Regions from separate parts of the Homo sapiens genome. Here regions 1, 3, 4 and 5 are each linked to region 2. A link is a contact called in ENCODE Hi-C or POLR2A ChIA-PET data. All regions are on one chromosome and are shown on one strand. The core of a region is the stretch at or near the end of the contact, and the rest is flanking DNA. Distances in the headings are between cores, read along the strand shown.

Region 1 (2,700 bases), core at 24-2,523, 130 kb after region 2:
TCGCCCAGGCTGGAGTGCAGTGGCGCATTCTCGGCTGACTGCAAGCTCCGCCTCCCGGGTTCATGCCATTCTTCTGCCTCAGCCTCCCGAGTAGCTGGGACTACAGGCGCCCGCCACCACGCCTGGCTAATTTTTTTTTTTTTTGGATTTTTAGTAGAGACGAGGTTTCACCAATCACAGGATGGTCTCAATCTCCTGACCTTGTGATCCACCCGCCTCAGCCTCCCAAAGTGCTGGGATTACAGGCGTGAGCCATCACACCCAGCCGTATTTTTTTTTTTTTTTTGAGATGGAGTCTTGCTCTGTCACCCAGGCTGAAGTGCACTGGCACAATCTCAGCTCACTGCAACCTCCACCTCCCAGGTTCAGGCGATTCTCCTGCCTCAGCCTCCTGAGTGGCTGGGACTACAGGCGTACGCCACCACGCCCAGCTAATTTTTGTATTTTTAGTAGAGACGGTGTTTCACCATGTTGCCCAGGCTGGTCTCAAACTCCTGACCTTTAAGTGTTCTACCCACCTCGGCCCCCCAAAGGGCTGGAATTACAGGCATGAACCACTACGCCCGGCCAAGTATTTTTCTTTTTTTTCTTTGAGCATCAGTTGCATGCACGGCACTGAAACATTCTGTGTTTTTCCCCTTTTGTTTCATGTTCATGGTTGCTTCTCCTGAACGTGCACAGATGAGAAAAGAGGAGTTAGACTATGTCTGCATATCTTTGGCCATTTTTTATCAAGGGGGCACAGATAGTCAAAGACTGAGCCAGCCTTGAAAAACAATGCATTTGTGGACTCTCCTCTATCACTATTTTTATTCCTATAAACGAAAACTTCAGTACTATGATACAGTAGCTATAACGTTCCCTACAGCTCTTCACAATATGGCAATTACTGAAATGGTTTCTTTCTCATTATGCAGCCCCAAAGCAGTGAGATCATGAGGTAGGCAGCAAGAGAAAACAATATTTAATTTGTCCTAAAGGACAGGTGCCATGGGAATAAAAATATTCTCCTTTCCCCTGAGGTTTAAATACGTGGACACAACCAAAAAATGCAGGAGTGATACTGCACACCAAACAAGCCCGAACGTAATCGCCTAATTAAATCATTTTCATCTAATGAATATAAGCAACAAAATAAACTGGCATAGCAGCGAGTCAGGGAGTGATTCCAATGGAAGCAACTGCAGAGGTGGTGTGGCCGTGCCGGGACTTGCAGAGCTTTTCTGCTTATTTTCAAGTGACGCCCGTGTTGGCACCTTAGCTCCAGGTGAGTGGGTCTGAGAAGGCGGCTCTGTCTGGCAGTCTCCCAAACAGGGTTGGACTTCCTATGCACCTTCACCTTTTGCCTGGGGAAAGCTGGGTTTTACCCGAGAATGCTGGGGAACATAGGCTGGGCTAAGTGTGTTCCCTAGGGCTATATAGGGGTTTCCCCCGCTGGCCTGGAGTTTGTCAATAATATTTACAAAGACAAATCCCAGGTTCCTTGATCTTGATAACGGTAGATGGAAAAAGTTTATGGTGTTATTCTGTGTTGCTTTAACATGAGATCAACAATGAGTTGCCTTCCGTCTCAAGATGATAAGGGATATTTTGGAAACATTTTGAGAACAATTTTTTAGCCTTTACCATCTTGTTTGACTTCTCCCTTTAAAACTATCTTCTTGGCCTGGTGCAGTGGCTCATGCTTGTAATCCCAGCACTTTGGGAGGCCGAGGCGGGTGGATCATTTGAGGTCAGGAGTTCAAAACCAGCCTGGCCAACATGGTGAAACCCCGTCTCTACTAAAAATACAAAAATTAGCCAGGTGTGGCGGTGAGTGATTGTAATCCCAGCTACTAGGGAGGTGGAGGAAGAAGAATCCCTTGAGCCTGGGAGGCGGAGGTTATAGTGAGCAGAGATTGCTCCACTGCACTCCAGCCTGGGAGACAGAGTGAGACACCGTCTCAAAAACAAAAAACATAAAACATCTTCTTTGCCTCTTGCCCCACCTATAGAAAAAAAAGGAAAAAACAAACAAAAAACTAAAATAAGTTGACCACGAGGACAACTTAGTGCATTTTACAATGGAAGAAACAGTGATTTTGGAACTATTCTGACATGTATTGACTGACAACTGGATTCTACCACTCACTGGTTCTGTGACCATGGACAAGTTCAGATTCCTCGTCTGTAAAATGGGAATGATAAAGCAGATTCAATGAGACAGTGTATGAAACGTGTAGATAGAGCTGTTCTTCAAGGAAGATCGGTTTCCTTGGCTGGGAGGTGCATACTCTATTTACGGACGGACATCCCTTACTTTCTAGATGCTTCTGTGACAGGGGATTCCCATCTTGTCACGTAGGCAGGAAAGTCCCTTCTTACTATGTGGATTCTAGGGGTGTGAGAAGATTTCTTTTCTCACCACTGTGGCAGTGAGGGTTAGGGGAGTCCCTTTTCACCCCTTTATTTATTTTTTATTTTTTGTTTTTCTTTTGAGACAGAATTTCGCTCTTGTTGCCCAGGCTATAGTGCAATGGCAAGATCTCGGCTCACTGCAACCTCTGCCTCCCGGGTTCAAGTGATTCTCGTGCCTCAGCATCCTGAGTAGCTGGGATTACAGGTGCCCGCCACCATGCCTGGCTAATTTTTGTATTTTTAGTAGAGATGGGGTTTCATCGTGTTGGTTGGCCAGGATGGTCTCGAACTCCTGACCCCAAG
Region 2 (2,700 bases), core at 17-2,516:
GGCAGGAGGATGGCTTGAACCCGAGAGGCAGAGGTTGCAGTGAGCCGAGATTGTGCCACTGCCCTCCAGCCTGGGCGACAGAGCAAGACACCATGTCAAAAAAGAAAGACAGAAAGAAAGAAAGAAAGAAAGAAGGAGAGAACGAGAGAAAGAAAGGAAAAAAGGAAGAAAGAAAGAAAGAGAAATGGAGCCTTATAAACATACATTTCAGGCTCAACAATCAAATTCCAGAAATCGGCCGGGCGCGGTTGCTCACGCCTGTAATCCTAGCATTTTGGGAGGCCGAGACTGTAGATCGCCTGAGGTCAGGAGTTTGAGACCAGCCTGGCCAACATAGTGAAACTTCATCTCTACTAAAAATACAAAAAAATAGCTGGGCGTGTTGTCGGGCACCTGTAATCCCAGCTACTTGGGAGGCTGAGGCAGGAGAATTGCTTGAACCCGGGAGGCGGAGGTTGCCATGAGCTGAGATCGCGCCACTGCACTCCAGCCTGGGCAACAAGAGTGAAACACCGTCTCAAAAAAAAAAAATTCCGGAAATTCTTAATACATTTCCCAATTCATGTTATGTCATCAGACTTAAACAATGAAGAGAATTCCAGGCTCTAAGAACAAGCCTTTTATCCTTACCTTACAAATTATATTTCATTCATTCATTTATTCATTTTATTCAACCAATATTTATTAAATCCCCTCATAAGCCATAAGAGACAATTGTGAGCAAAATAGACGTTGTCCATCCTGTCATGAGCCTTGTGGCCATACTTGAATCAAATATGCTTACAAATGCACAGAAAATTACGACTGTAAAAGTTCTGTGAAAAAGTGTAATCATATAAATTTGCATGATGGGGAATGCAAATAAGTCTGAAGAGGCTTACTTCCCTAAAAATGTGACATTTGAGTAGGAGTTAAATAAGTTGAGGGAGGCATGAGAAGGGAAGACTATTTCAAGCAAAAGAAATAACCTTTGTAAAGGTTCTTCAAAAGGAAGAAGATAGTAGTTTGGAAGGAATTGAAGAAAGACAAATGTGAGAGGCAGTCAGTGAGCACAGGAGAGGGAGGCATAGGAAGATTAGGGTCCCAAGGGGGTTCTCAGGTCACAGTGAGGACTTTGGTGTTTTTCCAAGAGCGGTGGAAATCCAATGAAAGATTTTAAGTGGGAGGGGCCAGGCGCAGTGGCTCACGCCTGTAATCCCAGCACTTTGGGAGGCCCAGGCGGGCAGATCACGAGGTCAGGAGTTGGAGACCAGCTGGCCAACATAGCGAAACCCCGTCTCTACTTAAAATACATAGCGAAACCCCGTCTCTACTTAAAATACAAAAATTAGCCATGCGCGGTGGCTTACGCCTGTAATCCTAGCACTTTGTGAGGCCGAGGCGGGCAGATCACGAGGTCAGGATATCGAGACCATCCTGGCTAACACGGTGAAACCCCGTCTCTACTAAAAATACAAAAAAATTAGCCGGGCGTGGTGATGGGCGCCTATAGTCCCAGCTACTTGGGAGGCTGAGGCAGGAGAATGGCGTGAACCCGGGAGGCGGAGCTTGCAGTGAGCGGAGATCGTGCCACTGCACTCCAGCCTGGGCAACAGAGCGAGACTCTGTCTCAAAAAAAAAAAAAATTAGCTTGGTGTGGTGGCGCGTGCCTGTAGTCCCAGCTACTCGGGAGGCTGAGGCAAAAGAATCGCTTGAACCCGGGAGGCGGAGATTGTGGTGAGCCAAGATCGCGCCACTGAACTCCAGCCTGGGCAACAGAGCGAGATTCTGTCTCAAAAAAAAAAAAAAAAAGGCCAGGCACAGTGGCTCACACCTATAATCCCAGCACTTTGGGAGGCCAAGGCGAGCTGATCACCTGAGGTCGGAAGTTCAAGACCAGCCTGGCCAACATGGCAAAATCCCGTCTCCACCAAAAATACAAAAATCAGCTGGGCGTGGTGGCGGGAGCCTGTAATCTCAGCTACTCGGGAGGCTGAGGCAGGAGAATTGCTTGAACCCAGGAGGCGAAGGTTGTGGTGAGCCAAGATGGCACCATTGCACTCCAGCCTGGGCAGCAAGAGCGAAACTCCGTCCCTGCCCGCCCCACACGCCCCCCCCCCACCCCCCCCACAAAAAAGAAGAAGAATTTAAGCGACGTGATCCTTTGCATTTTAGAAAGATCTTTCTGGCATTCAGATTTCAGGGGTACATAGTGGAAACAGGTAGATGAGTTAAGAGGCCAGTGCAATGGTCCGTACATACTTACATTTATGCAACTGGCCACTGAAAGTATGTGTGAAGTTGTCCTTACCAATCCCCCTTGAAACTCAAGATACAATAAGAAATTTTCCATACTGACTTGTATTTTGCTTGTTTCAGCATGGATGGCCCATCTTTCCTTGGAAAAGACACCTTTAGGACTCCAAGTGTAAGAAGGCATTTTGCGGGTATATCTTCTTTTCCCATTATAATTTAAGATTGATAACATGGAAGCAGCAGGTCTTATAGAGGGCATCCAGATAACTGGATAATAAAAAATTGAAAGGTTATATAAATAGATCATTGACTATAATAAATATTTATAGTACCCATGAGTGAAAGGAAAAAGCATATAAAGAACCATCAGTGAAATGAGAGATGATTCTAGAGTTCTTTCTTTGGGGATAAGGGTACTATTTTTTGGGAGGGAGGCTGGGCTCTGGCCATATAATCTGGAATATT
Region 3 (2,700 bases), core at 138-2,637, 210 kb before region 2:
AGTGTCCATAAATAAGAGTTTTATTGAAACCCAGACAAATGCATGAAGTTGCATATTACCTATGGCTGCTTTTTCACTACAAGGGCAGAGCTGATTAGTGGCAACTGAGATCTTATGGCCTACAATGTCTAAAATACTTTCAAGTCCTTTAGTGAAAGTTTGTCAACCCTAATTTAAAGAAAAAACTTAAAGGGGAAAAACAGGAGAGTTAAAGTTGAGCTGTGTGGCCAGGTGTGACTCAGCGCTTTGGTAGCAAAGGCAGGAGAACTGTTTGAGCCCAGGTGTTTGAGACCAGCCTGGGCAAGACAGTGGGACCTCATTTCTAAAAAATAAAAAATTAGCCAGGTGTAGTGGTCCATGCCTATAGTCCCAGCTACTTGGAAGGCTGAGGCAGGAGGACTGCTTGAGCTGGGGAGGCCGAGGCTGCAGTGAGCCGTGATTGCACCACTGCACTCCAGTCTGGGCAACAGAGTAAGACTACTATGTCTCAAAAAACAAAAACAAAAAGTTTAGCTATGTATACTAATTAGTAGAAATACAAAGCATTTAATAAAGGAGATTAGAGACGTCTGTGGAAAGGGAAAACAAAGCCACAAACTCCCTCATTGTGTATATCCAAGCATAATAGTAACTGGCTATGTTAAAAATGAAACATAAACAGGTGCTTAAGCAGTTAAACTTATCAGCCAAGAGATATGTCATGCGTAAGAACTTGTAACTATGGATAGGAGAAGTAAAAAGAATGGGAAAAGAAGATTTAAAGCATTTAGGACTCAGAAAGGAAATTTTAATCAGAACTATACTGAGATTTTTTTTTTTTAAAAGATAAAGTACAACAGGAAAGAGTGAAATTGATTTCACTGCCTGGCTAAAGACAAATCAGGTAAGCCCCAAATCTAAAAGTACTAAGTACTAAAGAACAAAGAAGCGAATTGTAGTAATATGACCAGACATTAAAATAATTAGTTTTGGGTATATTTCTACAATGAAAAACTAGGTATCAGGACACCACTTGGATAGAGTAAGCTCATAAAGGAAACAGACTGGAAAGAAAAGATTTAATGGGAACTTACTATGGAGGTTACATGAAATTTCAAATAACTATATTTTTAAAATATTTAATCCTCCCTCAATCAACCTTTTAACAAAGTGCCATATAAAATTATTAACATAAATTCACCTTTTATACAAAATTTCAAATTATGAGAATTCCCAACAAAGTAAACATAGTCAAAAATCACACCTCAGAGTTGTCAGGCTGAGTAAGTTGCAGGCTGTATTTTTATTCTAGTCATGAAGCAGCACTGCTTTAGCTGGTGTTTGCTCTTCCTGCCCATAAGCCTTTTTGCCTGTGCTGTGTCCAATTCCCAGCTGAGTGCTTCACTGCTAAGGGCTGCCAGGGACAAACTTCACAGAACTGCCTTGCTCTGCTGCTCTGTATCCAAGCTGGTGTTGTGTATGTTTTTGGGAAGGAGGGAGGGAGGAGAGATCTAAAGACCTAGCACCCTTGGTTCAATGTAAGAAAAACTTTGAGGTGCAAGCTCCCCTCTGCACCAGGCTGAGACTGGGCCTTTCTTCACCAGAATCACTTCCTTCCTTGGCTTCTTCCCTCCCCCCCATCCTGCTTCCCATATTTCTTCACTTATTTCTCCTAAGAGGTTTTCCACAATAAGTCACTTCACTCAAATGTTTGGCACAGGGCCTGCCTTTTGGAGAAACCCAACCTAAATCAACTAGTAAACAAAAATATGTGCCAACTTTATCCGCATGATGTGTGAACTCTGCCTCTACTTGTGTGTATCACCATTTCTGACAGCAATGTGGATGACTGTCCTGTTCATTTGGCAGTCAACTCTCATTCGTTCCTTACTGCACTCTGCCCTGCTAGGATGTGCAACCCAGGAGGGCTATTGTAAGTTATGTCCCGGGTTCCTGTGCCTAGTGGTTTCCAGATGGGTTCATACAATGTAAGACACTGTCAGGAGTTCAAAGTGAGGAGTCCAAAGTTAGGAGTAGTAAGAAGACAAGCACGACTGCCATCATTTCAGGCTGGGTGTCGAGCATTGCCAGGCAGCCTATCCTCTACAACCCAGTCCCCACTGGACAATCAGGTCCTGCCTTCTCCTCTAGAGTCTTAGACTTCCTTCAATTAGTCTCTTGGTTACCTCCTATTCCTTAGTTTTTCACTCTTCCCAACACCTCTGCAAATATTTCTTTGTATTAAATTCCCTTTATTGGAGTGTCTAGTTTACACGTCGTTTTCCTCCATGGAACCTAATTCAGTAACTACTGTGCACTTTCATTTTGACTGTGCACTTTCATTTTGACATTAAGTATTATCACTTAAAATACAATTCTAAAAATTTTAATTTTTTTGGTTAGTAATCTTTCTATTGTTAACAAGTGCAAAAAAATGGGGAAGGGAGGCCTGAAAAATCCAATTAGAAGACAGTTAAAGATACATTAAAGTGTTATTCACAAGGCCAAATATATGTCAGGATGTTCCAGAGGTGTTAATTTTATACAGGGCAGCCTGCAAAATGTTAGAGAGGAGGCTAAAATAAACAAAAAGTAGCATTAAAACAAACACGCTATTAGGTTCATAAAAGAAAAACAAAACCAAACTACATAACCAAATCAAGATTGTTGGGATGTAGGAAATGTTGCAACGTAGGTTGTGTGATTAACGCTTTTGTGATA
Region 4 (2,700 bases), core at 162-2,661, 180 kb after region 2:
ATTAAAATCGCATTCTCAAGTTATAAATACCATAAACCACATTTTCACATGGTGGCCTAGCCACTGTCTTTTGCAACAATTTGGCATGGAATTACAAGTAGCATCCATTAAATTTCATATGCCCTTTAATTTTTTTATCTCTTCATTTGCATGCATGTATTTTATAATCATTCATTCTGGTAATAAAACCCACAGGATCTTAAATTGAACTGAAGTCCCAGATGCTTTAAAAGAATTTATGTTGCATAATTGTACTGGTTGACCTGAAAACAAACAACAACCTATGATTTAAATATTCTGCCCAGGAGCGGAGTCAAACTCTTCCTTAAAATTCTGTGGTTTCTATTGACCGACTTATTGTGAGGGAAAGATTCAGAAAACTAAAGGGACTATAAAAATGACAAAGCAAAGGAAGCAGACAGTAGTGGCTTTCTGAAGATTTTATCATCTAGAACCATATGCATATTTCAAATGAAATATTTGTGAAGCAGCTACAGAGCTTATTCCCCAGTCAGGGAGGGGAGTCAGTGGATTAACACCAATGATTTGTTTATGGAGACAAAGGAAAATAACTCTACTTACTTCAACAGGAATAACCTGAGAAAGCCTAGGCAGGAGAAATGTTTAGTATTTGGAGGAACTTCCCAGGACTTGAATTTGTTGTCCATTTTTATGTAACAAAATACATCCAAACTTAGCAGCTTAAGGCCACAGATATCTTTTTCTGTGGCTCAGGGGCCTGGGAGTATTTTAGCTGGGTTGTTCTGGCTTAAGGTCTCCATGAGGTTGCAGTGAAGCTGTTTGACAGGGCTGCAGTCTCACATGAACACTCAGCTGGGGAATGATCGTTTTCTAACTCACTCACATGGTTGCTGACAGGTTTTAGTTCCTTGCTTGCTGTTGGCTGGAGACTTTAGTTCCTCACTCACCGTGTGTGCCTCTCTGAAGTGGCCTAAGCGTCTTCATGATATGACAGCTGGCTTTCCCCAGAGTGAGTGATTCAAGACAGAAACAGAAAGAAAGAATACCCAAGTCGGAAGTTGCACACTTTTACTAACCCACTGTCAGAAGTGCTGTTATATGGGGTTGGTTATCCAGACCAACCCTGGTACAGCGAGGGAGCGTATAACACGAGGGTATGAATCCTGCAGGTGGGGGTCATTGGTGGGTATCTTAGAGACTGCCTCCCCCAGGGTTGGACTGGGTAGGGACAGTGACTCAGGGCCACAACCTGGAGATGGCTTATAAATCATGCCCTTGTTTGATGAAATGTTAAAGAAAAAGAGGAGAGAGGGCTGAAGTAACAAGGTGGCTCTCAGCTGCCTTCCTTTTCATCTTCTACCCAATGCTACATCTCCACACCTTTTTCTTTGAGCTGTTCCTGGAGAACACCAGAATAATGACTGGAGAGAACCCTTGTTTAGTCATCAGGAGTCATGTGATCTGGGTTTAAATGTGGTTTGACCACGAAAAACTTGGAGGCAGAAGGATGTATTATTAAATGAGTATAGACTTTAGAGTTTAATAAGTTTCACTCAAAGTCAGGCCTCAGCCCTTACTGGATGTGTGATCTTTGGTAAAGCATAGGCAAGCCTTGTGAGGTTGAGTGTGTTTGTACATTTTACCTTTTAGGATAATATTTTACCTTTTAGGCTGGTTGAAGGTTAAATAAAATGCGATTTCCCTTGCTTGTTCCCTGTGGGATATTAAATCATCCCTTCACTTCTCTGGATTGTATCTCAATGGGAAAATGACAATGACAGGGGCTTCTACCCAGTGGGGTCACTGATGTGCTCTCTTTGGGACTCTGAAGTTCTGAGCTATGCCTTAGCAAGCAGATTATGCAATCTGTGCAGGGGGCTGGGCTGGGGATGGACACAAGATCAAACCTACACTATGGTGACGGTGGGGATGGGCAGGGGCAGGATGAAGAGACGGGCTGAGAGCTGGGCTTTTCCTTATGCCTGAAAAACATTTTTTCACAATGTTTAAAGGGAATATAAGAAAGAAATCTGATTGATGGTTGCATATTTTTGGTATTGCAGAAATAAGAGAAATTGTCTAGTAAAAACAATCTTAGATAAAAAACAGTGTTAAATCTCTTTTTCTTCAAATACACGAATGTTAGTCCATGTTTTCAATTTGAGACAATTTTTTTTTTTACGGAGTCTCACTCTGTCGCTCAGGCTGGAGTGCAGTGGTGCGATCTCGGCTCACTGCAACCTTTGCCTCCTGGGTTCAAGCGATTCTCCTGCCTCAGCCTCTTGAGTAGCTGGGACTACAGGCGCCTGCCCACCACGCCCAGCTAATTTTTGTATTTTTAGTAGAGACGGGGTTTCACTATGTTGGCCAGGCTGGTCTTGAACTCCTGACGTCAGGTGATCTGCCTGCCTCGGCCTCCCAAAGTACTGGGATTACAGGCATGGGCCACCATGCCTGGCTGAGACAATTTTTTTTTTGTCGCCCAGGCTGGAGTGCAGTGGTGTGATCTCGCTCACTGCAAACTCTGCCTCCCGGGTTCATGCCATTCTCCTGCCTCAGCCTCCTGAGTAGCTGGGACTACAGGCGCCTCCCACGACGCCTGGCTAATGTTTTGTATTTTTAGTAGAGATGAGGTTTCACCGTGTTAGCCAGGATGGTCTCGATCTCCTGACCTTGTGATCTGCCTGCCTGGGCCTCCCAAAGGACATTTTTTTTTTA
Region 5 (2,735 bases), core at 151-2,650, 140 kb before region 2:
AACATAGTGTTTGGCTTATTGTAAAGAAAATAAACTAGGATTTATAATCCTATTGAATGCCTAAAGGCATTTTCGCACAGAAGTAATACTAATATCAGTTAATTATAACTGCATGTATAGTTTAAAAGGGAGCAAAAAGGTTAAAAATAGTATAGTATTAAAAGAACAAAAAGAATCAACTCCCTAAGCAAAAAAATTGTTTGAATTATGAATTTCCATGAGTTTAAAAAATACTAATGGTATTTTTATTAATGCAAACAACAAAGAAACAGACAATAAAGACACTGGGCTAGCTGAGACTGGTCCTGGAAATGCGTCCTCTTTGCCAGAGCAAATAGAAGGAAGGAAGAAACAGAAAACACTGGCCATAAGTTGTGGCAATACTAGCTAATGTTCACCAAGCAGCGATGAGAAGAAATGTTATGCCCATCTTAAAAATTAACAGAAAATGAGCTTGCATTTTAGCTTTTTGATGGGATAAGGATATCTGGATACCAAAAATCACTTCTATAATAGAGATGAAAATGTTATTGTCAAACATGTTTTCTTTTCACATTTTCTAACAATCCTAAATCATAATCTAATTCACAGATAAATATGGGGAAAAAACAAGTAAATTGTATATTTGTAATTAATTTTTAAAAACAAGTTAATATATAAACAAAATTACATTTAAAATTGTCAATTTCATACCTTTTCCCAATTTTTTAATTGAACATAAACTGAATATGAAAGCAACCAAACATTCAATCAGAAACAAAGAACCTGCACACTAAATGAACTCTCTCCATTAGAAATGCATTAGTTACTCAAGAAAATACAAACTATCAAGCAAGTCCCCTTTAAGAGAATAGGAAGAAATGTAATTTAAAGCCTATGTTTACCTCCAAGACTAAACAGAAGGTTGTTTTGTTTTTGTATTTTGGGATGATTGTAAGATTTGTCCTGCAGTAGACAACAGAACTATGGGAAGAAAGAAGAGGTGGGGAAAGAAAGGAAGAAGGAAGAAAAAACAAATTGTAATTAACCTTTCTACTAGAGATTGTTAACATTAAAAGTTAGCCCTTTACATCGAGTTACTATTAATTCACCCACTGGGGACAAAACTTACTAAAATACATCAGTAAATAAAACACAGATCCCTGCTCTCTCACAGTTTAAATTCCAGCAGAATTTTGATTAATAAGTAATGTTACAATCATAAATGCTATGAAAAAAGAAAAAGTCCAAGCAGGGTAAAGGGATTCAGAAGTTGGGGGGAAGAGAGGTGAAAGAGGAACCCCTGGGTTGCAATATTAAAGTAGGATGGTCAGAGCCAGAGTTGGTTTGTATTTCAATTGAGAGACAGCAAGATACTCAGGAAGCTTCCTGTATGCTCGATGTTCTGTGTACAGACAATGATGTATGAAGACGTGCCTTATATCTTGGTGTTGTCCGCTTACTACTGGAAGGCATACCTAGAACACTTCCTTATTCACAAAATACGTCATTTATGTTTTAGTTACTCTAATTTTTTCTCTGCAGTATCGATTTGTGCCTGATGCCTCCTATATATTGTGAAGCTACAACTCCTAGGAGACCTATCAGGCATTATAATTGACATGTTGTATATGCAGGCCATGATAAAAGCTATGAAATGCTAAAGAGAAGATGTGCCAAATCAAAGAAATTCTTAACTGTAACCCAGAGTCTATTCAGTCAAAATATTTTCAGACACACATTCTTACAAAATTAACATCAAAGAACTTCAAAGTTTTTCCAAGACACATGATACAGAAAAACAGAAAAATGTCACTAAAATAGAATGTCTAATGACTTAAGCCCTTCTACAGTTTAGGCAACAATTTGTAAATATCCAGCAAAGCTTACAATGTATCTAGGGCTATACACCCACCATTACGAATTTAAAATACCTGACTAGGGAAAAATAACAAAACACAAACCAGAACTTCTTTGCTTAAGAACACCTGGTCTTGGTTTTGTGGTTTTTTTTTCCCTACTGTGTTCACTATTCTTCAGCAGAAGACAAAGAGGAGGCAAAGGATAAATGTCTGTGAAAATGCATAAAGCTAGAACTATGAAGACACTAAGCTGAATTTTTTCAATACCTTCTATTGTAAATGCACAGGAATAAATGACAGTATGTCTGTGACTTATGCCTACTATTGTACCTAAAACACAATTCTAGATATGAATAAGAATTAAATGAGATGAGAGGAAGGAGTGGTCAGAACTTAATGAGAACGGGGGGGATATTTTGGGAAGCAGATAAGTGTGAGAACAAAAATCTTACCTCCTCTTCATGAGAGAAAAGAAGCCGGAAATTGTCTAAGGAATACTTCTTCTAGATAGGGTCCAGAAGAGGAAAATATCTTTCAAACAAAGAGGAAAAAAATGTGTTGTGTATGATTTTCACCCCCTTGATCTCACGTCAAGCAAATCAACAGTTGAAAGGAACTGCTCTAACAACTCAGACTCAACTAGACAAATTCACAAAACCTAAGTAGGCCACACCTGGCATGTGTTTACAGAGAAAGCTACAGGACAGGACAGGCTAGCAGGGCAGTATCACGCCAGGCACACAACAGGAGGACATGCAATCCAGGAGCTATTGTCTTTGCACCTCTCCCTACTATCATCACCATCACCATATCATTATTCAGGTAGGTATGCAAAGGGCAAAGAATCCACAAACGATACAAAAGTTACCCTGGGTTAGACACACCTGAGTTCCA

Evidence for each region. A loop is a pair of places that touch in the nucleus more often than their neighbours do. ChIA-PET counts read pairs that join two places held with the same protein, here RNA polymerase II (POLR2A). Pooled maps may share reads with other maps.
Region 1: a pooled map shows a loop between it and region 2 (3-fold over the local background). The contact joins two enhancer-like sites. A Hi-C loop is called at or near these places in 1 of 168 maps with a recorded cell type or tissue (B cell), 2 of 37 single-sample maps with no recorded cell type and 3 of 50 pooled maps. POLR2A ChIA-PET finds 5 or more read pairs at or near these places in 3 of 52 experiments (K562, OCI-LY7 and activated B cell).
Region 3: a pooled map shows a loop between it and region 2 (2.5-fold over the local background). The contact joins two enhancer-like sites. A Hi-C loop is called at or near these places in 19 of 37 single-sample maps with no recorded cell type and 5 of 50 pooled maps. POLR2A ChIA-PET finds 5 or more read pairs at or near these places in 3 of 52 experiments (A673, OCI-LY7 and activated naive CD4-positive, alpha-beta T cell).
Region 4: a loop to region 2 is called in a pooled map, with 5 times the contacts of the local background. The contact joins two enhancer-like sites. A Hi-C loop is called at or near these places in 6 of 37 single-sample maps with no recorded cell type and 4 of 50 pooled maps. POLR2A ChIA-PET finds 5 or more read pairs at or near these places in 1 of 52 experiments (OCI-LY7).
Region 5: a loop to region 2 is called in a map with no recorded cell type, with 2.5 times the contacts of the local background. The contact joins two enhancer-like sites. A Hi-C loop is called at or near these places in 2 of 37 single-sample maps with no recorded cell type and 2 of 50 pooled maps. POLR2A ChIA-PET finds 5 or more read pairs at or near these places in 2 of 52 experiments (activated B cell and activated T-cell).

What each region holds. Positions count from the first base shown.
Region 1 is chr3:177,376,043-177,378,742 of GRCh38, forward strand. No RefSeq gene overlaps it. Among named protein-coding and RNA genes, the nearest start is that of LINC00578, 65 kb to the right of the region's middle. RefSeq lists an enhancer at 2,225-2,404. Within about 2 kb of position 1,274, at least 5 of the 41 ENCODE cell types and tissues checked have a DNase peak (open chromatin) inside an H3K27ac peak, as active enhancers do.
Region 2 is chr3:177,246,210-177,248,909 of GRCh38, forward strand. LOC107986053 (a long non-coding RNA gene) reads left to right here. Exons shown (of 3, transcript XR_001740576.2): 3 at 2,359-2,424. Among named protein-coding and RNA genes, the nearest start is that of LINC00501, 47 kb to the right of the region's middle. Within about 2 kb of position 1,267, at least 2 of the 41 ENCODE cell types and tissues checked have a DNase peak (open chromatin) inside an H3K27ac peak, as active enhancers do.
Region 3 is chr3:177,039,829-177,042,528 of GRCh38, forward strand. The region is part of intron 10 of TBL1XR1 (TBL1X/Y related 1); the gene reads right to left. The region is part of intron 2 of TBL1XR1-AS1 (TBL1XR1 antisense RNA 1); the gene reads left to right. Among named protein-coding and RNA genes, the nearest start is that of TBL1XR1-AS1, 3.8 kb to the left of the region's middle. RefSeq lists an enhancer at 93-387 and a silencer at 1,798-2,042. Within about 2 kb of position 1,388, at least 9 of the 41 ENCODE cell types and tissues checked have a DNase peak (open chromatin) inside an H3K27ac peak, as active enhancers do.
Region 4 is chr3:177,426,305-177,429,004 of GRCh38, forward strand. No RefSeq gene overlaps it. Among named protein-coding and RNA genes, the nearest start is that of LINC00578, 14 kb to the right of the region's middle. Within about 2 kb of position 1,412, at least 5 of the 41 ENCODE cell types and tissues checked have a DNase peak (open chromatin) inside an H3K27ac peak, as active enhancers do.
Region 5 is chr3:177,108,516-177,111,250 of GRCh38, forward strand. All of the region lies in intron 1 of TBL1XR1 (TBL1X/Y related 1), which reads right to left. Among named protein-coding and RNA genes, the nearest start is that of TBL1XR1-AS1, 72 kb to the left of the region's middle. Within about 2 kb of position 1,401, at least 3 of the 41 ENCODE cell types and tissues checked have a DNase peak (open chromatin) inside an H3K27ac peak, as active enhancers do.